Regions from separate parts of the Homo sapiens genome. Here all the other regions are linked to region 1. The links are chromatin contacts, found by Hi-C or POLR2A ChIA-PET in ENCODE. All regions are on one chromosome and are shown on one strand. Each heading gives the region's core, a stretch centred on a gene start or an enhancer-like site at or near the end of the contact. The rest is flanking DNA. Distances are from core to core; before and after follow the strand shown.

What was found. Hi-C counts contacts between places; a loop is a spot of excess contacts on that map. ChIA-PET counts read pairs that join two places held with the same protein, here RNA polymerase II (POLR2A). Pooled maps may share reads with other maps.
Region 2: a loop to region 1 is called in a map with no recorded cell type, with 6 times the contacts of the local background. The contact joins the enhancer-like site here to the promoter of TRIM8 in region 1. A Hi-C loop is called at or near these places in 2 of 37 single-sample maps with no recorded cell type and 5 of 50 pooled maps.
Region 3: a map with no recorded cell type shows a loop between it and region 1 (8-fold over the local background). The contact joins the enhancer-like site here to the promoter of TRIM8 in region 1. A Hi-C loop is called at or near these places in 2 of 37 single-sample maps with no recorded cell type and 2 of 50 pooled maps.
Region 4: a map of CD4-positive, alpha-beta memory T cell shows a loop between it and region 1 (13-fold over the local background). The contact joins the promoter of STN1 here to the promoter of TRIM8 in region 1. A Hi-C loop is called at or near these places in 3 of 168 maps with a recorded cell type or tissue (CD4-positive, alpha-beta memory T cell and naive thymus-derived CD4-positive, alpha-beta T cell), 2 of 37 single-sample maps with no recorded cell type and 12 of 50 pooled maps.
Region 5: a loop to region 1 is called in a map of naive thymus-derived CD4-positive, alpha-beta T cell, with 6 times the contacts of the local background. The contact joins the promoter of GSTO2 here to the promoter of TRIM8 in region 1. A Hi-C loop is called at or near these places in 1 of 168 maps with a recorded cell type or tissue (naive thymus-derived CD4-positive, alpha-beta T cell) and 7 of 50 pooled maps. POLR2A ChIA-PET finds 5 or more read pairs at or near these places in 1 of 52 experiments (activated T-cell).

What each region holds. Positions count from the first base shown.
Region 1 is chr10:102,641,042-102,646,791 of GRCh38, reverse strand. TRIM8 (tripartite motif containing 8) reads right to left here and starts at 2,313. Exons shown (of 6, transcript NM_030912.3): 1 at 1,605-2,313. The coding sequence starts at 2,174. TRIM8-DT (TRIM8 divergent transcript) reads left to right here and starts at 3,603. Exons shown (of 1, transcript NR_186489.1): 1 at 3,603-4,000. RefSeq lists silencers at 662-878, 2,164-3,143, 3,224-3,323, 3,594-3,653, 3,984-4,613 and 1 more and enhancers at 1,054-1,153, 1,934-2,063, 2,165-2,920, 2,921-3,675.
Region 2 is chr10:103,662,301-103,667,449 of GRCh38, reverse strand. All of the region lies in intron 7 of SH3PXD2A (SH3 and PX domains 2A), which reads left to right. LOC124902495 (a long non-coding RNA gene) reads right to left here. Exons shown (of 2, transcript XR_007062276.1): 2 at 1,299-1,503. Among named protein-coding and RNA genes, the nearest start is that of SH3PXD2A-AS1, 82 kb to the left of the region's middle. Within about 2 kb of position 1,754, at least 3 of the 41 ENCODE cell types and tissues checked have a DNase peak (open chromatin) inside an H3K27ac peak, as active enhancers do.
Region 3 is chr10:103,695,261-103,700,719 of GRCh38, reverse strand. All of the region lies in intron 5 of SH3PXD2A (SH3 and PX domains 2A), which reads left to right. Among named protein-coding and RNA genes, the nearest start is that of SH3PXD2A-AS1, 49 kb to the left of the region's middle. RefSeq lists a cis regulatory region at 4,077-4,087, enhancers at 4,010-4,154, 4,590-4,699, 4,264-5,010 and a silencer at 4,320-4,379. Within about 2 kb of position 4,084, at least 18 of the 41 ENCODE cell types and tissues checked have a DNase peak (open chromatin) inside an H3K27ac peak, as active enhancers do.
Region 4 is chr10:103,915,873-103,921,661 of GRCh38, reverse strand. STN1 (STN1 subunit of CST complex) reads left to right here and starts at 3,478. Exons shown (of 10, transcript NM_024928.5): 1 at 3,478-3,562; 2 at 4,006-4,200. The coding sequence starts at 4,068. RefSeq lists a silencer at 3,167-3,516 and enhancers at 3,257-3,551, 3,182-3,827, 3,687-4,016.
Region 5 is chr10:104,267,934-104,273,465 of GRCh38, reverse strand. It overlaps GSTO2 (glutathione S-transferase omega 2), which reads right to left and starts at 4,282. Exons shown (of 7, transcript NM_183239.2): 1 at 4,197-4,282. MIR4482 (microRNA 4482) reads left to right here and starts at 5,061; the gene lies at 5,061-5,130. LOC124902497 (a long non-coding RNA gene) reads left to right here and starts at 4,549. Exons shown (of 2, transcript XR_007062284.1): 1 at 4,549-4,913. RefSeq lists enhancers at 4,403-4,742, 4,793-4,962, 4,973-5,032.

The DNA.
Region 1 (5,750 bases), core at 1,064-3,563:
CTCCTTTCTCCTGCCTCTGCACTTTTCCCGGCCTCCTCCCCCAGCCCTTCCATCTTTATTAATAGCAGCAGCTTCCCAATACTGGGGAAAGTGTGGGCTGTGCCTGCCCTGAACGGGGATGGAGGACACAGGGGGTGGAGGACACACTTCCTTTAAGAAACCAGAGGCCTATCCTGGCACACAAACCCAGGGCTAGTCCATCCGATTGGAAACTAATTATACAGCAAATCGTATTTGCTGCCCCCGCCCCAGCCTGTGGTGGCCCTCCTGCCTTTTGTTGGTTGTATGTGTATGTTTTTTAATTGCTAAACAGTGACTCATTCTGACTGGTCCCCCCACACAGGAAACAGCCCCATCTCCAATCATGCCCTGAACAGAGCTTCCTCATAGCCAGCCTCCGCACTGGCCTCCACTAACCTCCAGGGATCCCCACCCAGAGACACTCCCAGTCCCACCAGAGTGCAGCCTAGCCCCCAGATATCACACCCAGGCCCCAGGCCCCAAGGTGGGGCTTCAGAGAGGACTCCTCGGTGTCAGGCCAACCCCTTCATTTTGGTATGACTCAACCCTGAAAGCCAGAGGACTGGGGAGGGACCTAGGAGGAGCCCCCTCCACTGAAGGGGACGGAAGTATTGCCTCAGTCCAGCTCCAAAACCAGGCCCAGAGGCCTGAGGGGGGAGGCGGTTTGACATTGGCCGCGGCCGCAGGGTGTATACAATGGGAGGGGACGCGGTTCCGTAATCACCCAGCCGGCAGCCCAGGGGAGCCAGCTGCCTGAAACCAGATTTCAAGGCGGCTCAACCTTAAACCCACAGGATTCTTTTTCCGTCTTCCACTTCCCCTCCCCAAATGTGGGAGGGCGGCGAGAGGGCTGTGCTAGGCGAAAGGGCCAGGATGATGAAGACAGATACTTGAAGGCTTGTTCATGCGGCCCGTGCGACACACAGGCACACAGGGCAGCGATTCTCACACAGGGAGAGCCGGCTCTCGGGAGGAATCCAAATAGCGGAGCCGCTGTCGGGGCCTCGCTGGCTGCCCAGGCCCTGTCCAGAGAGACGGCCGGAGTTCTGCTCTCCCTCTGGAAACTCCCCCCACTCCCCCCCCAGTGTGTTTCCAATAGCGCTGAAAACTAACATGGCTGCTTTTGTTTACTTCCTCATTGGTATGCCAGCATCATGGATCATGTCAGCCACAGCAGCGGCACCGGGACACTCATTACATAAACAGCAGCTGGAGAGGCAGGACCGGGGTCACTGCCTCGGTGACTTCCCGTAGGGCCTACAGCAACAAGACTGGGGGAGGGAGCTGCGCACCACAGAAAAGCAACACCCAGACTCTACCCCTGACGGTCCCACACCCCAATCCCATAAAGCACTCAGAAGACGGACCCTGTGCGCACAGGTGCGAGAATGTACCAAGTAGCGACCCGGGGCCCTTCTTCCCAGGACCCTGTCCCCAAACTTTCAGAGAAGAGTTTGGCCAGGGGCCACTGGCCTGATGTCACAAGAGTCAGCCTGTCGGGATGGGTGGTCCCGGGGCGGGAGAGAGGAAGGGACTGTGTGTCTGTGTGTGTGTGTGTGCGCGCGCGCGCGTAGGGTACTTGCCCGGATTTCATTCCTTCGGATCTCCACGTCGCACACCGAGTGTCCCTGATGCGCGCCGCTGTAGTAGCAGCAGTACTGGCACACGGCCACCTGCTCGGCCTCGCAGTGGTAGAGGCGGTAGGCGTTGTGCTGCGGGCAGCTCCAGGCCCGCACGTCGTCCGCCTCCACCAGGAGGTGCCCGCGGGCGGTGGAGGGCTGCTGCAGGTGCGTCTGCACGTGGGACTGGCAGCAGGGCGCCTCGCAGCGCAGGCAGACCTTCTGCGCGGGCAGCGGGGGGCCGCGGCGGCAGAACACGCAGTGCAGCGCCGCCGGCGGCTTCTCCACGTGCAGGGCATTGAACTTCTCCACGATGTTGGTGAGCTTCAGGTTCTTCTCCAGGCCCGGCTTCTGGTTGTAGGCCTGGTTGCACTCTGGGCAGCGTACGAGGCCGCTGTCCTTGGCCCACGCCTCGCCGATGCAGCCCCGGCAGAAGTTGTGTTTGCACGGCAGCTGCACTGGCTCCACGAAAACGTGCAGGCAGATAGGGCAGATGAGCTCCTCCTCGAAGCAGTTCTTCCAATTCTCCGCCATGGCGGCCGCGGGCAGGGGGCCGGGGCAGGCCTCCCCGACTCCCCAGCCCCGGGGGTCCGTCCGGAGCCGCTGTAGGCCCACCGAGCCCCGAGCTCCGGCCCCAGCCGGCCCCGACGGTCGCTCAGTCAGCAGCGCCTTCCGCGTGCCCGCCCCCCGGAGGAGGGAGCCGCGGTCCTCACGCCGCGCGCGCAGCGGGCTGCGTCTCCTCCTCCTCCCGAGCGCCTAGCGGGAGGCGGCGGACTGCGCCAGGGCCGCGGCCGGGACTCCAGCCTTGGAGGGGAGCGCCGGGGTCCAAATTCCATATAAGAGGCCGCCTCCCCGTCGGCGCGGCTAGGGCAGTGGCGGCCCGCGGCCTGCGCTCGTCCCCGCGGCTGACATTGGGGCGCGCCCCGCGGCAGACGGAGCTTGGGAGCAGCACACTTCTTCCGGCGGCGGCGGCAGCGGCGGCTCCTGCCTGGCTCGTCGGCGCCGCACCTCCCTCGCAGGGGCCGGAGCCCGGGGTCTGCGGGGCCAGGAGGCGAGGGCGGCCGCGCCGAGGGCTGCTAGATCCGGACGGGGCGGGAGGGGCAGGCCGGCGGTCCCCGGGCCACGGTGCAGGCGTCCCCCGGCTGGCTGGCCGGGCGCGGGCTGCGGGGCGCGGGCGGGCCGACTCCGGGGCGCTGCGTGCGCGCAGGGGCAGTCATTCAGATGAAATTCCAGTCCCCGGCCAGAGACACCAGCCCGCCTCTGCCTTCCTCCTCCCTTCACAAATAGAAACGGAAGGGGGAGGGAGAGAAGTGGAAAAAAAGGCAACCGGCGAGGGAGGGAGGGAGAAGCCCCGGCGGCGCTCCGGCCTGACCCCCGGGCGGCTACTTCTGCGCTCCCCCGAGGCCCGGCGCCCCCGCCGCGGAGAGACCCCGCGCGCCCGTCTCCGCGCTGGGCGGGCGCCCGGGCTCTGCCGAGGAAAACAAGGATTGATCAAACTAGAAAGGAATTTTTCTCAACTGCTAATGAACAGGAGGCTCGGCTCCCGGCCCTCCCCTCCCCTCCCCCGGCCCTCCCCCTTCGCCCCCCCGGCCCCCTCCTCCCCACTTTCTTTTCTTCTCGGCCTCTGCTGGGGCCTGGAAGGCTCGGGGCTGCGGTCGGAGCCAGCCTGCGGCGGCGGGGCCAGGCCGAGCCGCCACCCTCAGCGCCCAGCCATCTTGGGCTCCGCGGCGGCGGCCGGGGTCTGGGCGCGCTCGCTGAGGGCCCCGCGGCGTCCTCTCGCTCCTGATTCTTTTTTTTTTTTTTTTGGTGGGATTTTTTTTTTTCCAAGGGGAGGGCTGGCGGCCTCCAACAAATTAGGAGAGAGAGAGGGAGAAAATGCCAAGTCCCGATTTCTCTCCACCTCTGCTCCACCCACCCCGGTCCTGTCCAAAAAATAAAAGAAGATGAGAATTGGAAGAAGTCGGCAGAAAGGCGAGAGCCCGCGGTCCCCGGCTGCTGCCCAGGCGACGCGTCCGGGGCGGGCCCGCACCCGTTGCTCGGTCCGAGGTCCGTCTGTCTGCCCGCGGCTTCTCAAGGGAGGGGAGGGCGCTTCGGGCAGGGTCTCCGCAGCCGCTGTCGCCTCAGAGCTTTATCCTCAGATCAAAAAAGAAAAAACAGGAAGAAAAAAATCCCAACCCCAACACTCTCATCACAGCCACCTTCAGCCATCTTGCGCGTATTATTATTTCAGGAATAATCTGTTTAATAAAAATACCTGCGTATCCAGCCCCTCCCCCGCGTCCTGGGGTCCCCGCCCCCTTTTAATAATAATCTCGATAATAAAAACGATCGGCGGGCCGGGCAGTCCGTGGCGGCCCTTTCCTGCCTCGACTTGCTCGGGCCCGGCTCTCCCCCCGCGAAGGGGCGCCCCGGGGTGGGGGTGCGTCCCCGTCACCCGCGCGGGGAGGAAAGGGCGCCCTCGCCGCCGCCGCGAGGAAGGCGGCGGCGGAGATGCCGCGGCCCGCGGGACCAGCCGGAGGGGCACTCGGGGGTCCCGGGGCCCCCGCCACGGCCCGGCCTGGGAGTCCGCAGCCGGCCGTATACAATGGGTTCGGAGCAGAGCGGGGCAGGCAGGGTGGGGAAACGGGAGGGCCAGGGGCTGCAGCGAGCCGAGCTCCCGGGCTGGGGCGGAAGGAGACGGGGGGTGGTGTCCCTACATCAAGGCCGGTCCCGCTACTCGGGAAGGGGGCGGAGAGCTGCGGCGCTGGGGGGCGAGGAGAAAGCGGCAGGCGGCGCCTTTAATCGGCACCCGCCGGTTCGGCCCACCCGGCACTGGCGAAAGAAACGGGCGCGGTGGGGGGGAAGGGGCGGGGCGTGCTTTCCGGAAGTACAGTTACAGGGCCGGGCGCCCGGCTCCTCCCCCTTTCCCTGTCGCGTTGGGGCTGTTCCGGAGGCTGCTCCTGCTATTGGCCCACAAGCTGAGGCTCCACCTCCCTAAGGCGGGGCAGACCCGAGAGTCTCACGTGACTCTCACAAACTTCGGTACATTAAACATTGGGATGGGAGGGGGTTTTCCGCGCTTGTTAAAAAAGCGATGATGCCACGGCGTAGTGGGACCACCTCTTCCTGGGCCTGAAGTGAAGACCCGTGGCTCTTTTTACCCAGAGGGAAAGGAGCGTTTGTCGGTCTGCTCAGCAGTCCGGTGGAACTGAGCAGGGAAATGCAAAGGTTCAGTGTGGGGAGATTTCCCGATGTCCTTAATACTTTTAACTTCATCCCTGGCACTTTAAACTACCTAGCAAGATAGGCATTTATTCCTCTATTAATAAGGAAACCATGGCTTAAAGAACTGCAGAAATCTGCCAAGGTCAATGGTCAGTCAATAAATCTTTAACAAAATATTTTTCTAGGCCCTGAGAATTCCCAGAAAAACGTACAAAAAATTTAACGTAAATACACGGAGGACAATTTACGTGATAGAGAATAACAGGCTCACACAAAGGCTTTCTGAAAAAGTGACATTTGAGCTGGGACCTGAATGCACACAAAGAGTCAGATAGGTGAAACCTGGGGGAGGAGCGATCCAGTCGGAAGAAAAAACAAATGCAAAAGCAATAGAACAGGCAGGTTCCAGGACAGAAAGAAGGCCATGTGTCCAGGAAGAAAGGTAGGGGCCAGAACACACAGGGCCTTCCTTATATATCTATTATATATTATATAATAGTACGCTTATTATAAGTGTGCTATATAAGTATAGTATAAGATACTATATATTATAAGTACACTATAAAAGTATAGTATACTATTATATATAGTACATATTATATCTAGTATAGGATATACAGTATATGGTGATAAGTATATAGTATAAATATACTATATGTATTATATGTATTTATAGTGTATATTATATATGCTATAATATACCATGTTATATATACCATACCATATATTATATATACTATAATATACCATATATATACTATACCATATATTATATACTATAATATACCATATATACTATACCATATATATACTATAATATACCATATATTATATATACTATAATTATTGTTTTTTGAGACAAGTTTCACTCTTGTTGCTCGGGCTGGAGTGCAATGGCGTGATCTC
Region 2 (5,149 bases), core at 505-3,004, 1.0 Mb before region 1:
CCCACTTGGCCCACAGCAATACATTTTATTCACCAAACGTATAGCGGAGGGGCCAGCAGTCCCAGTCCAGCCTGGGAGGAACCAGTTATAAGGGGCTAGAGGGACTTTTGTAGGATGCCCAGGGTTGGGGAGTCGTGGGGAGCCTGGGGTGGAGGCCAGCACAGGGCCTTACTAGCTCTGTGACCCTGGGGAGGACACTTAACCACGTCTCAAGATGATCCCAGCTGTTTGGAGTGAGAGGCCCAGGGGAGGCAGTGTGGGCTGGGGGAAAACCCAGCCAGACTGCGAGTCCAGGGCCAGAGTCTCTCTGGGCCTTGGTTTCTCCATCTGGAGGGTTGGAGGGTTCTTTGAGATATGAGACAGGAAACTCAGAGGTAAGGGCTGATGTTGGAGATCCTTATAGATCAGGGGCCTCAGGTTGCTTAGCCTGGCATCCCCCCAGAGTAGGCCCAGGGGGCTCTGAGCTGCCTCTCAATCCAGCTGGCAAGTACCCGTTACCTGCTGAAGGTAGGGTCTGGGAGGGGCATGTTGCAGGGACACAGCCCCCGGCCTCCCTTCCCCACCCTTCTCCTGGCACCTGCAGCCCTGGCACCGAGCTGCCTGCTGGTGAGCCCACGAAGGAACCAACAGCTTTGCTGCTCCTCAGATCTCCCATTCCCTCCACTTGCTTTAAAATGACCATCTATGATTTCCATAGGACTTGAAGCCCCGTCACTTCATTCCGTGCTCAGAACAATTCCCATGAGGTAGGAACTGCTATTGTTCCTGTTTCCAGATGACACTAAAGCTCAAGAGAGGTTACGTGTCCTCCCCAGGATCTCAGAGCTAGTAAGGGCAAAGCAGGACTGGACCTCAGACCTTTGGACTCTAATTCTAAGCATTTCCATCATGAATTTCAGGTAATTACTATGTCCCATGTCATGTCCTGAGGCACCAGTCCTGGAGTGTCGAGAGACTCTTGTCCAAGGCACATACTTTGGTTGGGGAGCAATGCCCAACATAAAGTCCAGGAGGGAACAGAAAAGAGGGAACAAGAGTGATCAGGAGCCTCCTGGAGGACAGAGATGCTTGGGGAGAATTGGGAAACTGGGATTGGTAGAGAGAAGGGAAAGCATTCCAGCAGGGGGCAGCAGCTAGAGCACAGACTTGGAAAGTAAGAAGCTGCATGGAGCAGTGGTGTTGGGTGTTGGCGCCTAGTGGGTGCTCGATACATGTGTTGAATCATGAATGATGTATTGAATGGTGGTGTGGGGGACGGGGATCAAGGAACTTGGGGAGCTCAGATTGGCAAGAAAGACTGGGCTTGAATTTGTCCTTTATAGGCAAGAGGGAGCCGTGGAAGGCGTTGGAGCATGGGACTGACTTGGCAAAAGCCCAGTTGAGAAGTTTAAGTTGGCAGCCAGGGTTCCATCCAGGTGGTAGTTGAAGGAATGCAGATGTGAGGCAAGGGTGGGGCAGGGGTCCAGGGGACCCCTGGGACCCCAGCAGGTCCAGCCAGGGGCTCTGTAATAAAGCACAAGGGTCCATCTCTGGATCAGACTCATGCAAAGGCCCCTTCCAACCCAGGAGAGGCTCTGCTGTCTAGAAGAGGTACACCCCTTCTCCATGCTCCTGCCAAGCACTCCTCATCTAAAGACACCAGGCTCCCTCCACTGCCCCCTCCCCACTCAGGCAGACTCCTCCAGCCCCTAGTTCTGCAGGCCTTGGCTGAGAGGGGATCCAGAGTGGCCTCTGTGGGATGACATCACCGCCCACTGCCTGCCTGGCCTGCAAGTGGTTTCTCATCTGGATACCTGCTCGCAGCTCCCGCCCGCCCGGCTGCCCTGGCCAGGGAACACCCTAAGAGGCAGCTGCCAGAGGGAAGAGCTGGGAGCCTGCCTGTGCAACGGGAGGGAAGGGCAGCCAGAAGGACAGAGTGTCCGTGTGTCCATCCCACAGCCTTTGGAGCAGCTCCTGAGAGAGGCCATAGCCTGTCTGTGCTTTCCAATGCCTAGAGAATATTTCCTTAACTTTTCTACCTGTGTCCCAGAGAGTCAGCCTTCAGGAAGGTCAGGCCAATTTTCCAGGAAAGTGGTGGGGGGAAGGGGTGTGGGGGTGTGGATTTAACTCTGCTTTGAAACCCTGCCTCAGATTTTCTTGGCTTGGATTAAAATGAGCTGATGTCTGTCCACTCCCCAGCACCTCCTGCTCGTCCTCCAGGCATCTTCTGGCCACAAAGCTGGGGCTTCTTTCTCCTCCTTACCTCAGTTTCCCCATCTCCCCTTTCTCCCTTCGAGTTTGGCTCATTTTCCCATATTCCCATATCAGAGTCAAGGTATTCATATTGACACCACAAACCAATGAGTCCCTCTGTTCATCTTTCTGCCAGTTCACGCGTTTCACTGGTTCATTTCACACTTATTGAGTGCCTGCCACCTAACAGGCACTGTGGTCTGGTCAGTAGAGGTGGCAAGAGTCAACTAGAAACCCATACTCTAGGCCAGGCGTGGTGGCTTATGCCTATAATCCCAGCACTTTGGGAGGCCAAGGCGGGCAGATCACTTAAGGTCAGGAGTTCAAGGCCAGCCTAGCCAACATGGTGAAACTCCATCTCTACTAAAAAATACAAAAAAAAATTTAGCCAGGTATGGTGGTGGGCACCTGTAATCCCAGCTACTCGGGAGGCTGAGGCTGGAGAATTGCTTGAACCTGGGGGGCGGAGGTTGCAGTGAGCCGAGATTTTGCCACTGCACTCCAACCTGGGCGACAGAGCAAGACTCCGTCTCAAAAAAAAAAAAAAGAGAGAGAAAGAAACCCATACTCTAGTCTTTATTAAGCAGCCGCTGTGTCCCAGGTACCTGGGATGTAATGGGCCCTTCCCTAGGGACCAGGCGCCGGTGGCCCATTATAGGCCACATACAGTGCAGAAGTTAAGATCATAGGCAGTGGTGTCAGGTGGGCTTGGGTTCAATCCCAGCTGTGTGACCTTAGAGAATTCACTTACCCTCATGAGGCTTGCTTTGCCCATGCGTGAAACGGGGCCATCACAGGACCTACTGCATGGGGTTGCTCTGAGGATTGGACGAGGCAGCTCGATGCTGTTGGATGCCTCCAAGTCAGCACTGATGAAGGCTTGCTGTCACTATTGCTATGATCTGGCCATACTCAGGCCTTGCGGGCTCTCTAACCTGCCACAGAACTCTCTATTCTTGTTTGTTGCTGGAGCCTTTCTTTCCCACTCTTCTCATCCAGTGCCCCCACACTGGGAAAGGAGGCCCCATTTCTCGTAGGGCAGGGATGGCCCTTTTTGTGCCGGGTGCGCTTAAGAAGTGCTGTTGGCCACAGAGGCTCCAGGCATGGAACAGGCACTGCTGTTCCCCTAGGGGCACAGTGGGAGGTAGTCCGTCAGCGCAGCACCCGGCGCTGCCTCTGCCCAGCTGGCAGGGGCAGGCACAGAAGCTGGCATGCCTAAGTACAGAGGCGGGGCAGGCCCTACTGCCCGGCTGTTGGTTGCATTTCTGCCTGAAATACAATCCCGGCTTTAGCAGGGCTGCTCGGGACTGTGCACGTGCGAATGTATGTGGCACACTCAGCTGTGCAGGGTCCCTTCTGCTTCTCCAAAGGGCTGAGATGGGCCTGCAGGGCCCACACCTCATGGGAGAAAACTGCCGGGGGGCAGTGGGTTTCTTTCCCTGGAAGGAGGCCTCCCTTTGGGATTTCCTAGAGTTCTGTGGCCATTGCCGTCTGCCCTAGGTTGGAGGGAGCCTCCCCCTACAGAAGGACCCAAAGATCTAAGTAGTGCTTCTTGCACCTGGGTGCACACAAGCACCATAGGGACACAGGGGGGATGTCCAAAAACTACTCATGCCTGAGTCCCAGACCAAAGAAACCTGTCTCTCTGGAGCCCAGCATCAGTACTTTTAAAAAGCTCCCTGGGTGATTCTGTGCTTCCAAGTTGAGGATTACTGTGCTAGAAGAACCAGACTGATGGAAACAAATCAGAGGCAGTTATTCTGCAATGGAAAGACAGATGGGCTTGGGCCTGAACAAAATCATACTGAATGAATGTGATGCTCTTCATAGCAGCTGTGGGAGCTAGAGTCGTCTCTTGCCTGCTGTAGAGGGGCCTCTGGTTAGTCTTTTGTGAAATGGAAGATAAGGGGGATGTTGTGGGCATGAAATGGGGCGGTTAATGTGCCTGGCACATCACATTTGCCAAGTCAAACTCAGGCGTGTGGGGAATGTGGCTATAGGCTGAGGCACCAAGGGGGCTGTGTGGAACTTGGAGACCCTCAGCAATTTTTGTAGCCAGGCTAGTGACATGAAGCCCCCTAGCCTTCAAGGAGATTGGCAGACATATAGTTTATGCCAGTCGCAGTGGCCTATGCCTATAATCCCAGCACTTTGAGAGACTGAGGCGGGAGGATCACTTGAGCCCAGGAGTTCAAGACCAGCCTGGGCAACAAAGTGAGACCTCAGCTCTACAAAACATAAAAAAATTAGCCGGGTATGGTGGTGTGTGCCTTTGGTCCCAGCTACATGGGAGGCTGAGGTGGGAGGATTGCTTGAATCCAGGAGGTCAAGGCTGCAGTAAGCCATGATTGCACCACTGCATTCCAGCCTGGGCAACAAAGACCCTGTCTCAAAAAAAACAAAAGTATACTAGGAATTCCCTTTGGGCTGGGGGTGGTCTGAGAAGGCTTCCTGTAGGAGGTGACTAGTCCATTTCTGGCTAGTGGATCCTTTTCACTCCTAGCTAAAAGCACATCATAGGCCGGGCGCGGTGGCTCACGCCTGTAATCCCAGCACTTTGGGAGGCCGAGGCGGGTGGATCATGAGGTCAGGAGATCGAGACCATCCTGGCTAACAAGGTGAAACCCCGTCTCTACTAAAAATACAAAAAATTAGCCGGGCGCGGTGGCGGGCGCCTGTAGTCCCAGCTACTCGGGAGGCTGAGGCAGGAGAATGGCGTGAACCCGGGAAGCGGAGCTTGCAGTGAGCTGAGATTGCGCCACTGCAGTCCGCAGTCCGGCCTGGGCGACAGAGCGAGACTCCGTCTCAAAAAAAAAAAAAAAAAAAAAAAAGCACATCATATTTTAAGTGTCTTATCCCCCCCCGCCCCCCCCCCCGCCAATAATGGTGATGGGAAGAGTTGAAGTGCAGAGGTTTA
Region 3 (5,459 bases), core at 2,835-5,334, 1.1 Mb before region 1:
CCTAGCACTCCATGGCAGTGGGCTGAACTGGCAATCCCCTGCCCCATTTTGCCCTCTAAGAAATCAACTGTGTATTCCTGCCATCCTCCCCACTTCCCCTAACCCTGCCTCCTCCCACTCCCATGGACTGCTGCTCAGTGTCACCATCTAGGTGGGACTCCTTGGAATGCACCTGATGGGAACCCAGGCCTGTCTGTCATCATGGTCCTGCATCAGTGCCCTGAGTGACAGAGCCAGGGTCTCACACAGGCCACACTGAGAAGGTAGGCAGTCAGCACCTCCTGCATTGCGGCCACCATCCACACTCCTAGTCTAGCCCCCTGTGAACCCAGGCTATTGGGCTACGGGTCCTTTCCATGGGCCAGATGCCATTTAAGAGCTTTGCACATTATCCCATGTAATCCCCACGACAGCTCTGTAAGATAGCAACTATTTTAACCCCCTTTTACAACCGAAGGTACAGAGAGGTGAAGTCACTTGTTTATATCACAAAGCACTAGGTGGCTGAACCAGGGTTCTAACCCACCTGCCCTTTTAACTCCCTGCTCTGAGGCCTGGACATGGTAAAACTTGTCCTGTGGCTGAAGACACACTTAGGGCCTTTGCCCAGAATAGTGGAACAAGTCAGAGGAGACAGACAGACAGTGCTTTGTTCTTTTGCTGTGGACAGGGCAGCAGCAGAGACCCTCTGGGATGTTCAGGAGACAAAATGCCTGGGGGGCGGGGTTCTGGGGTCTATGATGGCCATAGCATCTGGCCTCTCTGGGATGCAGCCTGGGGAGCCCCAAGACCCCTTCTCTCCGCAGGAATTCAGCTTTTTCACCCAGGGCAGGAATTCCGGCCCCTCTGGACAAGCCACATGGTCACAATGGGGTCCATTCTCAGAACCCTGGAAAACACAGGCCCTGCGGAGAAAGGACAGATTCTTGTTAAACACAAGGGCCCTCAGTGCCACGATTTAGATCAGGGAGCAAATGGGGGCAGAGAATGGCCTGCAGGCCCCTCTGTCTGTCTTGCCTGGAGGTTGCTGCCTCTGGAGGCCATTCCGTGCAAAGGCTCTCAAAAGCCAGAACAAAAACCCAGCTAGGGGCTAAGGGGTGGAAAAAAAACCCCAACTCTCCAGACCTCAGTGACCCAAAGCCCCTTCGCCCAGCCCTTTGCTCAGACCTTCCTCACTTGGTTTCTGGAAGAACATGCTCCATCTCACTATGGAGGTTTCACAGATAATTCGAATTCTCACAATAGCCCTGTGAGGACACTCAGAGTAGCCTCCTGTTAGGACTGGGGAATCCGAGGGCTCCTGCCACAGTGGGAAATATCACACTGCAGCTCGATACGCAGACAGACATCTGATGCAGGTGCCACAAAACAGCCTTGCCAGGGGTGACTCGCTGATCATTTCTAGTCTGTTCTTCTTAAAATGCTCATTGGGACCATTAAATTGATTCTGAAACTCACTAATGGGTCACTGCCTGTCATTTGAAAAGCACTAGTTTGAAGTGGCTTGTCCAGGGTCACCAGCCCCTGAGGGGGCAGAGCTGGGCCCAGAACCCGGGTCTGTGGACATTCAGCACTGGACTTTGACAGCCCCTCTCCTGCCCCCAACCCCCAGCTGTCAACCTCTCCTCTTAACAAAATTTTCCTCCAGCCAGGATCTGACCAAATCACTCCCCAATTCTGCAAACTTCTGGATTTCACAGCCAGACATCAAAGCCCTGCTCAGCCTTGCCTTTCCTGGCCCGTCCACCCACTACCCTCACTGCCCAGTCCACAACTGTTTGGAGCTGCTTGCTCCTGCTTGTAGAGCTTTCCCCCTGCATCCCTCTATGGATCCAAACCCCCTTGTCCTTTAAGGCCTCCTCCTCCAGGAAGCTACCTGGGATGTTCTGTAGCCCCCAGGACCTCTCTTTTCTCTGCACTGAGTGTAACCCCTCCTGTAATTCTCAGCGTGGATTGTCTGAGAATGTTGGCTTTCTCGTTGGACTTATGTCACATATATCTCTTCTGCCTGCCTGCACAGGCCTTAATGAGGTTGCCTACAGCGAGAGCTTAAAAAGTGCTTTTAGGTTGATAACAGCAGTCAAAATCATTATGTACCTCAAGAGCCCCACGTCACTCCCCTGGCCAAGGTTGCATCTTCTCCAGCCCTCATATTCTAGATAGTGCCCATGTCCCCAGTGACTGCTGGGCTCTGAAGGTCACCCCCAAGTCAGCTGTCTGGCAGCCCAGCCGGCCTCTTGAGCAGTTCCCAGTGGCTGTAGGCCCCGCAGACAGGCATCCTGGGCCCAGCAGCCAATGTCAGCTGGCAGACAGAAGGGTGAGAACATCAGGCTGGAAGTTTGTGTGTGTGTCCTTCTCTGCCAAGGCACTTGCCAGTGGGAGGGAGAGTGGTGAGGGGTGTGGCGGGCAGTGGAGGGTACAACCCTGCAGCATTCAGCAGAACTCCACCTGGCAGGTACTCAGCACCCTTCCACAGAGCCGGCCCAGCCAGGCCCAGCCCCCTTTCCTCTCTCTCCCGTGCCTCAGTGGCTCTTCCTGGCTTCACCTCTCACTCTGGGAACTCTGAACGGCAGGATGGCAATCTCCATTCCCCAGCGAGGGCCTGCTGCCCGCTGCTGGTGTGACCTCTCCTTGTGGCCAAATCCCTAGTGGGCCTCAGCGTGGCCCCTTTGGAGCATTGTGGGTCAGGGCTGTCTGTTTAGCTTCAGGAGCCTGGGCCAGCCACTGAAGCCTCAGACCTCAATCTCCTCATCCATGAAATGGGTGAGCACCTGCTCTGCCTACTTCAGAACACCAAAGAATAAATCCTGGGAGTTTTCAAGGGGAAGGCAGAGTGTGGGGAGCCATGTGTCAAAACAGGGGAACAACACATGTGAATTGTTCAGTGCCTTTCCTGCCCCCACCAGCCTCTCCCTGTGCAGTCTCCAACACCAGCCATTTCACTAGAGCATCCGGGGAGGGAGCACAGCGTGTCTGGCCAAGATAAAATGAAAGGAAAAAAGAAAAACCCTTTCGGGTCTACATTAGCATAAAAATGCAAGCCCTTTACATCTCTTGGTTTTGGGGCTCTGAGAGTTGGCCACTCCTTGGGAGGTTAAATGTGTCCTAATAGAGGGGTCCAGAGGCGTGCGTCCATTCCTGTGGGTCAGGGATGAACACACTTCCTGGTGCTCGGCGCTAGACAGAGACCAGTGGTTGTTCTGGCATTTGCGAAAGCCCAAAACTCTGAAAGTGGGGCTGGAATCACACCTGCCTGGCACTGTCTGCCAGCATCGTGGTGAGGTCCTTAAGGAGAAGCTCCTTTTGTTTCAGGGGCTCTGTAGGACCCAGGTTTAAACAGGTCTTTGCCACCTGTGTAGCAACTGAGGTGGGTCAGATGGGCCCAGGTATGAAAGAATAACAACAAAGACAATTTATAGCAGTTTCTGTGCCGGCCACTGTGCGAAGCCCTTTCTACACACTGTACATTGCATCTTCCCCAAACCCCAGGGGTTTGGTGCTATTATTGTCCTCGTTCTACAGATAGAGAAGTAGAGGCTCAAGAGGCCAAGAAAGTAGATCAAGGGCACCCCCCTGCCCCCACTGCAAGCAGCAGGGATTTGAACTGGAGGCCTCCGTCTCCAGAACCTGCTCATCCAAACATAGCTTGCATCATCCTATGGGGAGGGGCCAAGAGAGGAACCGTATCACCCGGGGATGGGGCGGGGTGGGAGTAGAGGCCCCAGGAGTCCTTGTTTAGATGGGGAGGGATGGAGTGCTGGTTGGAGGAACTCCACCCCTCTTTCCCAGCCAGGCCAGACCTGTGGACCACAGGAGATCACCCATCCCAGTTTGTCCAGTTTGAGCCCTGAAAGTCCCATGTCCCTGTTTTCCTGGGACTGTGGGTCACTGTACCTGTGGTTTGAGTCACCCCTGGACCAGCTGCAGAGAATGAATGGCTGAGTGGTCTGATGGGAGCTGTTTTAGGACACAGCTTGGGAGGCCTTTTCAATTACATTAGCCTCTGGCAACGCTAGAGGGAGATGCTAGCCCCGCCCTTCCTCCCCTCCTCTTCTTCCTGTGGCTCCCTGGCCGATATGATTCAGCAGCAAGTCGGAAGCAGGCTAGACTGTGACCTACCAGGAGTGGAGTCACCGGCAGGGTGGGGGCTGTCAGCACCAGCTCAGGGCAAGACTTGGAGCAAGGACGGAGTGTGGATTGGAGAAGGGGACTGATGGGAAGAGGGGGGGTTCTTGAGTTGTTAGGGAACTGAGCCCCAGCAGAGGGCCCTGCTGTCCTGCCAGACTGGAACTGGTTATAGGGCAGTGGGAAGTGGTCATGGTGTGAAGGGGGATCCCTGCCTTTGCGTCTTGCCCTCGTATGTGAGGGATGGGAGAGTCCCAGCCACTGGATACCTAAACTGCTTATCACCCTATTCAGCAGCTAAAAATATGAAATGGCTTTGCTAAAGGATGCCCAACTGGAAACTTCCAGAAGGTCTCCTATTAGGGCAGCGCCTGCTCGGGCAGGCCAGACACCCTGAAGGATTCAGGATTCCTCTTCGTTCCCACCATTCAGTCACAGCCTGGTGACCCCCACTGCCAGGACCTCAGCCTCCACCCCATTAACCCCATGTGCTGATCAGGCCCTCTGGGCTCTGCCTTCTACTCCTGCATCCACTACTCCAGGAAGGGGTGGTAAGTGGGCATTTGTCTTGAGCCTCAGAGCAAGGCCTGGGTTTTCTGGTCCCCAGTCCTGGTCTCACCCACTCACTATGGCCTTGAGGAAGTTGTCCGGCTTCTCTAAGCTTTGGTCTTCTCACCTGCAAGAGGAGAGCCCACACCCCCTGCAGGGAGGGACCCGGAAGTCCTCGGTGGGGAGGACTCTGAACTCTGGCTGAAGGACAGGCAGGCCAAGAGATATTTTCTAGAGGCTCCTTCAGCACTACAAGCACGTTGTTCTTACTGAGCATAAATGTTTCTTAGGGGTGGCTGGAGGCCTGATGGAGATTATGCAACACTGGAGCAGCCTCAGAATCCCCAGGGGAGTTTGTTGGAGATGCAGACCATGCAGTAGGTTGGGGTGGGGCCCTGCATCTGAATTTTAACCACTTTCTAGATGATTCCATTGAATAGCAGGCTGAGAATCACCAACCAGGGCCTGGCACAAAGGAGGCCCTCCAAGCATGTGAGTTTTGTGTCTTCCCCACTCTTTTTTTTTTTTTTTTCTTTTTGAGACAGAGTCTCACTTGTCACTCAGGCTGGAGTGCAGTGGCACCACCACAGCCCACTGCAGTCTTGACCTCCTGGGCTTCAAGCAATCCTCCCACCTCAGCCTCCCTTGTGGCTGGGAGTACAAGTGCTTGCTACCATGCCTAGCTAATTTATTTTTGGTAGAGATAGGGGGTCTCACTATGTTGCCTAGGCTGGTCTCAAACTCCCTGTCTCATAGGAACAGCCTGGGTAGCCTCAACCTGCTCA
Region 4 (5,789 bases), core at 2,229-4,728, 1.3 Mb before region 1:
AAATATGCTTCATGAATGAAGCATGAATGAATGAACAGCTCCTCCATAATCTCAACACCCAGCTTAAATCCCACCTCCATAGTAAATATGAATAATAGCTGACATTTATTTAGTGCTTACCTTGTTCCAGTGGTTACATATATTATCTCACTTAATGAGGTCCCTCAATTTACCTCCTGTAACTCATACAGTAATTATCCATGCTACTCCTTTCATATTGAATCACAATTTAGCCTCTTACTTTGTTATTTAATATATTACAGGCATCACCCTTTTTGCTCCAGTGGCATAATTACTGCTCCTCCACAGCCCAGTGCCAAAGCACACAGAGAAAGCTCAAGATATGCTGAATGACTGAAGATGTCCCCGCCCCCCACCTGCCATCCCTGGGGTTATAATAGTAGCCTAAGAAAAATGTTGAGAGGTTGTCTTTATTATGGCAAAGATAAGCACAGTCAGACTTTAGTTAAAACAGTGAAAACACTTTACTGAATAACTATTGACAGTAGGGGAAAGAGCTGAGTTCCCTTCAGATTTATAGAGAGGTCACCGGGCTTTTTAAAGAGAAAATGAATTGGGGGACAGTGGGGCAGGGAAGAATTGCAGGTGCCTAAGAAGAGTCTGCGAAGTGAAAAAATTACAAAAAATGAGAAGAGAGGGGACCAGTCCCTGTGAGACCCATCTAGGCTTGCTAACTGGTGCTTATTGGAGTTAGGCTCCTACCCTCCAACAAAGGCTAGGAGACAAGGCCTTGCCTTCAGGTATTGGCTGGAACAAACAGTAAATTATTCTTCTTCTTTTTTTTTTTAATTATACTTTAAGTTCTAGGGTACATGTGCACAACGTGCAGGTTTGTTACTTTTGGCAGTCTTGAGTTTTCTCAGGCAGGCACTTTAAAGGGATCTAGGGTCATTCTAGGAATGTAGCCTTGAGCTGTTTGAAACTATGTAGCATTTGTTCATGTCTTTATAGGCCAAGGTTGAGGACAAATTGGGAAGAGGACTCAAGGAGACTGATTAGAGTTTGGTCAAAGAGAGAATCTTTTGTCAACTGTAAACTTCAAACAGAAAATCTAACCCACTTTGCAAGTGGACAAACTCAATTCCACCTGTAAAGGTGTAAAACATGTTTAAAACATGATAGTTTGAGTTTGAGGTATGAGATATCCAGTTCAATCCCCTCATTTTCCAGAAGAACTTGTTAAAACCTTAACTTTCTAGAAAGAATTGTCTATTCTGTCACAAATGCTTCAAAACCAAGTTCACAAGTTTCACATTGAGAAGCTATAAGAATGGGTTCCTAGCATTACATCTTAACTGCTGGGTTTTGAAATATCTGCTTTGCAGTGTTGCAGAATTCCAGAGGAGCCCTGCAGTGTTGAGGATTTTAGGAGTCCCTTCATACACGTCCAGGCGGTGGCTTGGGGAACCTGAAATCTGTGTTGATGGAGACTAAAGGGAAGAGGATCCTCCCAAATTCCTCTAAATGCTTCTGCAGTCTGGAAATTCTTTTCTACATTTCACCTTAGGTTTCAGTTACAACCTACTCCTTCAGGTTTGGGGCTCAGATCAAAAGGAACACCCTTAGACTCCAAGGAGTCCTCCCTTCATTGTAAAAGATGACATTGGGACATTCTGCTCTGCTTATACCACCTGGGTGTGGTCCTTCCCAAGGCTGGCAGTAAGCATGGAGTCCAGGAGGGCTCTTTTATCCAACACTCTACCCTTGAGCGCCATGAGCATTATTCCTGAAATCATCTCAGGCTCTGACACTTAGTAGTGATTTCCTCCTTTGGGTTTCACCCTGGAGCAGATGTGTACAGTCAGGAAAATGTCACTCAACCTGTCTCTCCCCATCTGACAGGTCAGCAGGAAGCACCTGTCCTACTGGGTGTGTTTTCTTTGCAAGGGCCTTCCTCCTATAAGAGAAGGTATCTTCTCTCTCTCTCTTTTTTTTTTTTTTTTTTTAATTGAGGCAGAGTCTCACACTGTCACCCAGGCTGGAGTGCAATGGCCCGATCTCAGCTCACTGCAACCGCTGTCTCCCAGGTTCATGCGATTCTCCTGCCTCAGCCTCCCGAGTAGCTGGGATTACAGGCGCACGCCACCACATTTGGCTATTTTTGTATTTTTAGTAGAGAGGGGGTTGGTTTCCGTATATTGGCCTGCCTGGTCTTGAACTCCTGACCTCGTGATCTGCCCGCCTCGGCCTCACAAAATGTTGGGATTACAGGTGTGAGCCACCGCGCCCAGCCAGTGTCTTCTCTTAATTAAATCTTAAACCCTACATTTCCTAGTGTTCATTGCAGTAGAATCTGGGCAATGTATTTTACCAAGGACTCTTGTTTTTGAGCTTCTTAAATGGCCGGGGAGGTAATTAAATGCCATGGGTCTAATGACACACACACTTTCCATTCCAGCGGCTCCAAGTTCCTTCTCTGATAAATAGTTTAGCAATTATCTCTTTGGCCACCACCTGCCTCCCCCGGGAATGGTCTGCCAGGGTGATCTGTACTCCCCTGCCATTTTCCAGAGTCTCTGTAAATTAGGAAGAATTCCTGACGTCTCGGGTAACGTAGCTCTTTATGGGAGTGGAACGTGGCTATCTTTCCTCACTTTAAAATAGAAATTCTGGAGACTAAGCACCATCAAGGTGGCCATGATTTACCAAAATGCCAGCTTTTCAAAGTTCTTAAGTGTACAACCTTCCAGACTGTAGACCGAACAAGGGTAAAGGAGACAAAATGTATTGTCATGATTTTGCACGGCTAGTCTCTGGCAGAGTCAAGACCTCACATTCACTCGAGGGCTCAAATTTAGATATTGACATCTCCAAGTGAAACTAGAGTCCTAAGTGTGTGAGTCAGGTCACTTACCAACTGTAAATGAACATTTAAAATATGCCACAATGCACTCGTGGCACTGCTTACTTTTTATCTGTTTTACATATCAGGAATCAAAAAGAAAAATAGTCTGATCCTGACCCAACCTCTAGGAGGCCCAGGTTCAGGGTCCCGCCACCAGCAGGAGGAGGGGTGAAAGGTGACTAGAAGAGCGGCGTTAGAACTGCAGGAATTTCAAGGTCGCCTCCTAGGCCTCAGCGGTGGAGGCTAGCACGAAGGCGGGGCTGCAGCGCTGCCTGAACCAAAAGTACGCTGCGCTGAGGCGGGGCACGGAACGGGCTGGACTTCGGCTGGATGGGGCCTAGCGGATGGTTGGGCCGCGGCGGGATGGGGCGGGGCTTCGGGCGGGATGGGGCGGGGCTTCGGGCAGGATGGGGCGTGGCCGCGGCGGGATGGGTGGGGTCTGGGTGGGATGAGGCGGGACTTCGGGAGAGATGGGGCGGAGCCGTGGCGAGGCGCTGCAGCAGAAAGGAAATGCGCTGGCGGGGAGACCGGGGTTGGTCCCTGGCGGGGCAGGGGGCGGGCTCAGGCCGGAACTCCAGAGACGACCTCAGCCAACTGCTCCTGCGCCGGGCGGGGTCGTCGCCGCCAGCGGCTCCGAGCGCCGGAAGGGCCAGGTCTCAGGGCTCCTGGAGCTGCAGGCGGCGGGAGGGGCTACAAGTGGGTCCATTTTTTAGTATCTTTTTTCCTCCTTTTCTTGGCTCATCCCCAAAAGCGGAAAGTTTAGGGCAGAGCGACAGTCAGACCCATCCACTATGCCCCAACACGTGCAGGGCTGCGAGGGCGCCCGTTCCTCCCGGGACCCCAAGCGGTTTCTGCTACGCCTGTACAGACGTATCTTCCCAGAGTGAAAGTTGATGTTTAGCCGTTCCGAAGTTGGTGCTTTGTGGGAAGGAGAACAGCGGGAGAGCCGTAAGGAACGCAGGCGTCCTGACGTGAGGAACGCCTCTTAACACGCCCCGTGGCATGGAGTTTGACAGGGCCCTGGATCCCTGCGTTCACCCCTCCTGGAGTCCTGGACGCCCACCTGGGAGCAGCGTCAGGGCCGTGCCACTTTGACCCACGTTAAACGCATTGCATCCTCATTTCTGTGTCCCATCTAGATGCTTGACTCAGTGATGCAGAACCTTTCAGAGTTAGCTGGAAGCCACAGCCCTGCCTCTTGATGCAGCCTGGATCCAGCCGGTGTGAAGAGGAGACCCCTTCCCTCTTGTGGGGTTTGGATCCTGTGTTTCTAGCCTTTGCAAAACTCTACATCAGGGATATCCTGGACATGAAGGAGTCCCGCCAGGTGCCAGGTATGTGGCTAGCCACCCTGGGATGCCCTGGGCTGCATCTGCCACCCTTTCCCAAAGTCTCAGAAAGCTGGGATTAGAGGCTTTTAGGAGAGCCTTCCCTGCTGCAGGCTTTGAAAGGGACCTAGCCTGGACCTTCGCATGAGTTCATTTATTTGCAAGGTAAAAAAAACAGTCTAAATCTTTTTTTTTTTTTTTTTTTTTTTAGTAGGTGTTTGGGGGAGTAACTTTTGTACTGGGGTTTTTACCTCCATTTAGGGTCTTTCATGCTTAAAAATGCTCATTTGTTTTTCTTTGGCCCTGCTCCTGTTGGAGAGATCGCTGGGCCAGATATTCCTAGGCCTGGCTCCTTTCCTAAATGTGCCACTTACCTGGTCCGGGCATGTGACTCACCTTCTGCAAAGTCTGGGTTTCTTTGTAAAAATGGAGCTTAACCCTGTGTAATGGAATCTTTTGATTCCTGATATGTAAAGGGGGTTTGTTTTCTTTTGAATTAAGCAGAATCAAAATATTATAAACTCCCTGAGAGGAAGAACATCATCTGTCTTGTTCACCTTTGTAATCCCAGGGCTTAGAACAGTGCCTGGCATATAGTGGGCCCTCAAATAGAAATAGCAGTTGAAGCAACAAGGCATTATACATGTAAAGTTTAAATTTTCTTTTTTTTTTTTTGTATTAGAATAGTGGCTACTAGAGATAGGCTTATCTTACCTAAAAATATAACAAGTATAGTTTGGGGTGGATTTAAATAATTCACGTAGCTGTGTAATAATTCACAAATAGCCACATGTTTACTGTGCTATTTGAGAAGTTTGGTTAAACTTTCTTTGCTATTTTGAGTGAAGCTTTCCAGTCAAGGTCCTTCTGAATAACAAACTATGAGTTAGAAGTAGTCAAGAATCTCAAGCATCCACAGTTTTAATGAGATAAGGTTTTGTTTGTTTCCAGTTAAATGTACAAATATATTTGGATGACCTTATGCTAATGCCTTTTGTACAGATTTTTCGCCACACCTTTATTTCCTAATTATTGTTGGAAATGGTCTGTGTTTTCCCTTGGAAGGCAGCCAACCTCCTCCACAGTTTTCCATTTTCCAGTCTGGTTTTCTTCATAGCTCATCTCTTCAGGAAGAAATTAATTCACACCAAATTCTAGCCTTGCTTAATGATCTTCTGCAGGTGAGAAAACAGGTACCAAGGACATGACAGGGGCTTAACTCTACCTGTAGGCAAAAGACTTTATGATGTGTTAAAAACAAACCAACAAAAACAGGACCAGTGATCTTTGATTTATCACTGGTGAGAATGTTTCCAAGGTGTTTTAAAAATGAAACCTCACGGTTAAAGCAGACATCAGCTGACAGATTGGATACTTTTAGACCTGGGGCCCCCAACCCCTGGGACCACAGACCACTACTGGTACATGGCCATTAGGAACTGGGCCACACAGCAGGAAGTGAGTGGTTGGCCAGTGAGCATTACTGCCTGAGCCCCACATCCTGTCACATCAGCAGCGGCATTACATTCTTTTAGGAGCGCAAACCTTATTGTGAACTGCACGTGTGAGGGATCTAGTTGCACACTCCTTAGGAT
Region 5 (5,532 bases), core at 3,033-5,532, 1.6 Mb before region 1:
TCTTCAGAATAGTGACTCAACTACATTTTTTGCTGTCATTCAATGATTTCATGTGAAATAAGCTTAGATAATAATATGGAAAGTATTAACATTTTATAAGAATCAGGGAATGGCAAAAATGTTTGAATAAATGTTCTCTGAAAATAAAATGCATATATGTCAGCAAGAAATCTGGTGTTGGAGAAGACATATTGGTTCCCGGCTTGCTACGCTGACAACTTTTCATTTAAGAAGACAGAGAAAGTAACAGAGTAACTTCTACTACTTTGGAGCTAATTCTGATCAAGAAGGACAAATTGGATGGTAAAATAGAAGCAAGAAACACAACCATGTCATCTTAGAGCTCCTGGTAGGTAAGATGACTTCTGGGCATACACATGCATCCCTCATATAAAAAAAGCAGATTTCAAGATAGTTGAGAAAAATATATCCATAGCCTAAAAAAGGCCATAAGAGGGTTGCAAAATCTCAAAATCAAAATAAATTATTACTAATATATATTTGGTGCTTCATGTGTATTGACCCAGTTAATTCTTAAAATAGTCCAATAACTGGGCCGGGTGCGGTGGCTCATGCCTGTAATCCCAGCACTTTGGGAGGCCGAGGCGGGCGGATCACGAGGTCAGGAGATTGAGGCCATCCTGGCTAACGTGGTGAAACCCCGTCTCTACTAAAAACACAAAAATTAGCCGGGCGCGGTGGCAGGCGCCTGTAGTCCCAGCTACTCAGGAGGCTGAGGCAGGAGAACGGCGTGAACCCGGGAGGCGGAGCTTGCTGTGAGCCGAGACTGCGCCACTGCACTCCAGCCTGGGCGACAGAGCGAGACTCCGTCTCAAAAAAAAAAAAAAAAAAAAAAAAAAAAAAAAAAAAAAAAAAAAGTCCCATAACTGTTCTATTTTGATTCACTTTAAAAGATGAGTAAACTGAGACTAGCATAGTTAAGCACTTCTCAACTAGTAAGTGAAAGAGGGAGGACTAGGAACCCTGGAAGTTTGACTCCAGCGGCAACAATCTCAACCAGTATCTTAGTCTTTATCAGATGCCATGAACTGAATGATTGGCAAATGTTTTTACATATATTAAATATTTCAGGCTTTTCAGGCCATCTGGTCTCCACTATTTAGTTCTACACTTGTAGTGTAAAAACAGCCATCGATGATAAATAAACAAATGGGTGTGGCTGTATTTATGGACACACTGAATTTGAACTGCATATATGTATTTTAATAGCCTTTTTTTAAAAAAAAGTTTTAGATTCACAGCAAAATTGAGCAGAAAATACACATTTCCCATATACCCTGTGCCCCCGCACATGCACAGTCTCTTCCACTATCAATATTCCAATCAGAGAGGTACATTTATTACAATCAATGAACCCACATTGACATATTATCACCCAACATCCATAGTTAATATATTAGGGCTCACTCTTGGTGAATTTCATATAATTTTCACATATCACGTTGTGACTGGTTTTTCTTTTTCAACCCTTTAAAAATGTAAAAAATCATTCTTAGATATTGAGCTATAAAAAAACCAACAATTGGTTGGATTTAGCCCAATGGCCTTAATTTGCCCATCCATGGTCTCTGGATAATGGCCAAACTGGGAATTCCATTTGTAAATTAAAAGGTTCCTGGATCCACCTTTCTACTTTGCCAGAAGAGGATGATTTTCCAAGTTTTGTTTTTTCATTCCCACCTTTTAAAAGAAACTAACTCTGAGAGTTGGGAAATGTTCATGAAAAGTGTATCTGTATGTGGGAAATCAAGTTCTGAAATGCCAAGTTAATTTGGTAGAGTTAGAAGACAGGGATGGAAGCTGTTCTCCTCTAAAGGGAAACAATCTAGTGTCAAGGTTCTCAGAACAGGCCCTGGAGCCCAATGGGCTGACTTTTTGAGACCCAGCTTTGGCACTTAGGCAAGCTATCTAACCTTTTTGGATTTCACTTTCCTCACCTGCAAAATGAGAACACCAATAATACCTACTTTATGAATTGTGAGTATCGAATCAAATAGTCCAGGGCATCGTCAGTATAGTAAGAGCTCAGTATACGTCAAAGTTAATGACAAACGCTAGTGAGTAAGAACACATTTTAAATAGCAGAGTGCATTCCAATTTTGTATCCACAAAGATGAAGCACACTGTGATTCGGCTTTGCCAAGCATATTAGAATTAAAGTTCAACTCACAATACTTATTTCACCAGTTACCAGTTTAATGCCAATTGAATGGGCTGAATGCTGCAGACTCCATTTCAGTAATGTGGTTTTTAATCTTACCTCTGAACACTATACTTTCCCTAGAAAGATTTTAACCTTAAGCTTATCCCTACTTTCTTTTGAATACCCAACAGGTACTTCTTTGAAATCCTCTTTGCAAACTTTCCTTCTATGTTATTTCATGTTTATACCTTTATTATACTGACCCACTCAATCATGAAACAAATTGTAAGTAGACCATATTAAACCTACTCCAAATCCATTTTCAGCCACCTGAAATATGATCGGATCTGCTTTGAAAATGTTTGGATCTTCGGTCATGGGTGATTAACGACTTAAGCCTTCTAGGAAAATAATGCCACCAAAGAAATAGCTTACACTCTATTTACATGCATTTGTTTTGAGAAGAGGAACTGTGGTTTGCATTCGGCAACTTTTCAAAATTTTTTGTCACGCCATCTCTTGATAGTAGCAGAAACTGGACTGGAGTACATTCCTCTTAATAAGTTAGAAGCCTAATTTATATGAAAGATTATATTACTGGGTGTTCCCTTATTGTCCAATGAGTTCAAAAAGTGAGATACGTTAGGTAAAAGGTTCTATTCTCAAATGTGCTTATATTCAGGAAAAATTTCATATTCCCAATTGGGAAATCAGGGTCAAATGAGGCTATCTTTTTAACTACTTGATTCTGCTTCCCTATCCCTATTTCTCTCTACAACTTGAGGAATCAAAGAAAAAAAAAACTTTTTAAATAAATATTTGGTATAATAACATTTGAATAAGTAAAGGCAAATTGTCAAGATCCTGAAATCAGGAAAAGTCAAATAATTTGTAAAATCAAAACCACTGAGTTTGGAAAAGGAACATTATTAACTCATTAACTCCTGTTAAATCCCACGAATAATGGTGTGGTCAAAAAGGCAGATACAGGCCGGGCGCGGTGGCTCACGCCTGTAATCCCAGCGATTTGGGAGGCTGAGGCGGGCGGATCACGAGGTCAAGAGATCGAGACCATCCTGGCTAACACGGTGAAACCCCGTCTCTACTAAAAATACAAAAAATTAGCCGGGCGCGGTGGCGGGCGCCTGTAGTCCCAGCTACTTGGGAGGCTGAGGCAGGAGAATGGCGTGAACCCGGGAGGCGGAGCTTGCAGTGAGCCGAGATCGCGCCACTGCAGTCCGGCCTGGGCAGAACAGCGAGACTCCGTCTCAAAAAAAAAAAAAAAAGGTAGATACTATCCTCTGTCAGAGCTGTTGGATAAAGAGACTGGAAAAATAGCACATATAAATTCATCTCACGAACGGTCTTACTGTAAGAGTTCAGGCTAGATTCGAATCTCTTCAATATTTATTAGCTGGGTGACCTTGGGCAAATGACAACAACTTTCGGGTGTTCTTATATGTAATTCGTAGCTAATAGTACCAGTACATTATGTGGTTTGCGAAGGTTTCATTCAGAAACTGGATGAGAAATATTGAATGCTTAGCATGTGTCTGATACATAGTAAGTGTTCAACATTAGCTATTATTATTTTATGATTATTTCAATGTAGCAGGGAAGACTTTTCACAGTTTTCACAAAGACAGCACATTCCCAGAAACCAAATTCCCCTGCTTGCCAGTGCCTTAAACACGTAAACACGTGGGACTCGTGGTGTCCCACGCAAGGCTGAGAACTGGTTATCTGGGGTGGTCTCTGCCTGTTTCCAGCCAAATCAGAAAAAATAAGAACACCTTAATTAAAGGTATGCGGTTTAAAGACCTGTTCTTTATTCTTAGGCTGCACTTTGTTGGATGTGAAATTCTTTGATGCAACAGTGGCCAAGGCTAAATAGGATTTCTCGTAAAGTGTTAGGCAAAAGTTAAAGTTGGCAAGCCTACTGTGGGCCCCGAAATTCGTGAAAACCCCAGGAAACAGAATTGACCTCAAACCCCTCTTCCCTTCCAATACAACGCAGGCCGAACGGACCCACCGGTGGCGGTGAGAGAGGTCCCGCGAGAGACCTCCGGGAACTCGGGCAACCGGACCAGGATTGGCGGCGGCAGCAGCAGCAAGGAGGCGGGGCCTAGACGGGGCCTGCCCCTCGCACGTGATCCTACCCGCCAACTAGCCCCGGCGCCCAGAGCATCAGCCAATCCTCAAAGCTTTGGAAGTACCTGCCCAGCAGTGCGGCTGAGCCAATGGGCGGCCTCCTTACAGGCTCCTGGAGATCGGGATTCGCGGGTCCTGCCGGCGCCGGTGGCTGACGAAAGAGGAACCGGTAGTGGTTGGCTGTGGGACCCCGGCACCCGGCTCCGCACCTGAGGGGAAATCCGCTGGAAAGCACTAGGGCCAAGCGGCTCCGGTAGGCGCGCGGCAGCAGAGGTGGTCCGCCGCCGGCAGCCGGGGCTTTGGTGGCCGCTGAAGGTTTGCGGCAGGAGGCCTTTGTGAAGTCAGTCGGCTCCAGGTCGCCCTCCGGATGCGGTCCCCACACCGCCTGCGTCACCTGGGTTGAGGGGCTCATTTGAAATACAGACTTCGCTACCCACCCCAGCCTGCTGAATCGGAAATGCAGCGGTGAGCCATAGGTGATTATTATGCACCCTTAAATTTAAGAATTAGTCATTCGGAGGTTTCTCTCAATGGCGAACTTGAAAATAAGTTCAGGAAACCAGACAATTGGAGCGGACCGACAGCCCTGATTCCAATGGTAAGAGCAGTGCGCTGGGTGTGATCTTTCTGCCAGCACCTTAAGGCCTCACTTAACCTCGGGACCTTAGTTGCATCATCTATAGAATGAAATGATTGCTCTCCGACCTACCTTCTCGTGGTGGTGATGTGATAATAAAAATTGAATAGTGAGCAACCCAGTGGGCTATGGAAATGTGTGGAAGATGGCATTTCTATTTCTCAGTGGGGCTCTTACCTATTACTCATCAACCTTGTAGGCAGAATTGACTGATGCAGCCTACACAGTATTTAATTACATAAATGGGACACCACCTATGTGCCCAACATGGGATTTGATAGGAAGGATTTGAAGGGGTTAGAGACAGGGAGACCAAATAGGAGTCTGCCCAGCCACCCAGCTTTCGGGTAATGTGCGTCTGGTCTTCAGGGCCAACAATAGAGAGAATGTGAAATTAAGTTGATGATGGAAATGAAAGAAGGAGGAATTGAAAGCTTCTCAACTAAGAAACCAGAAGACAAGCAACAAGAGAGCATCTCATGAAATCACACAACAGGGTAACTGAGTGGGTATTTCCTGTGAGCAGTTATAAAGTTAGATTGTGGACGGGTACGGTGGCTCATGCCACTTTGGGAGGCCG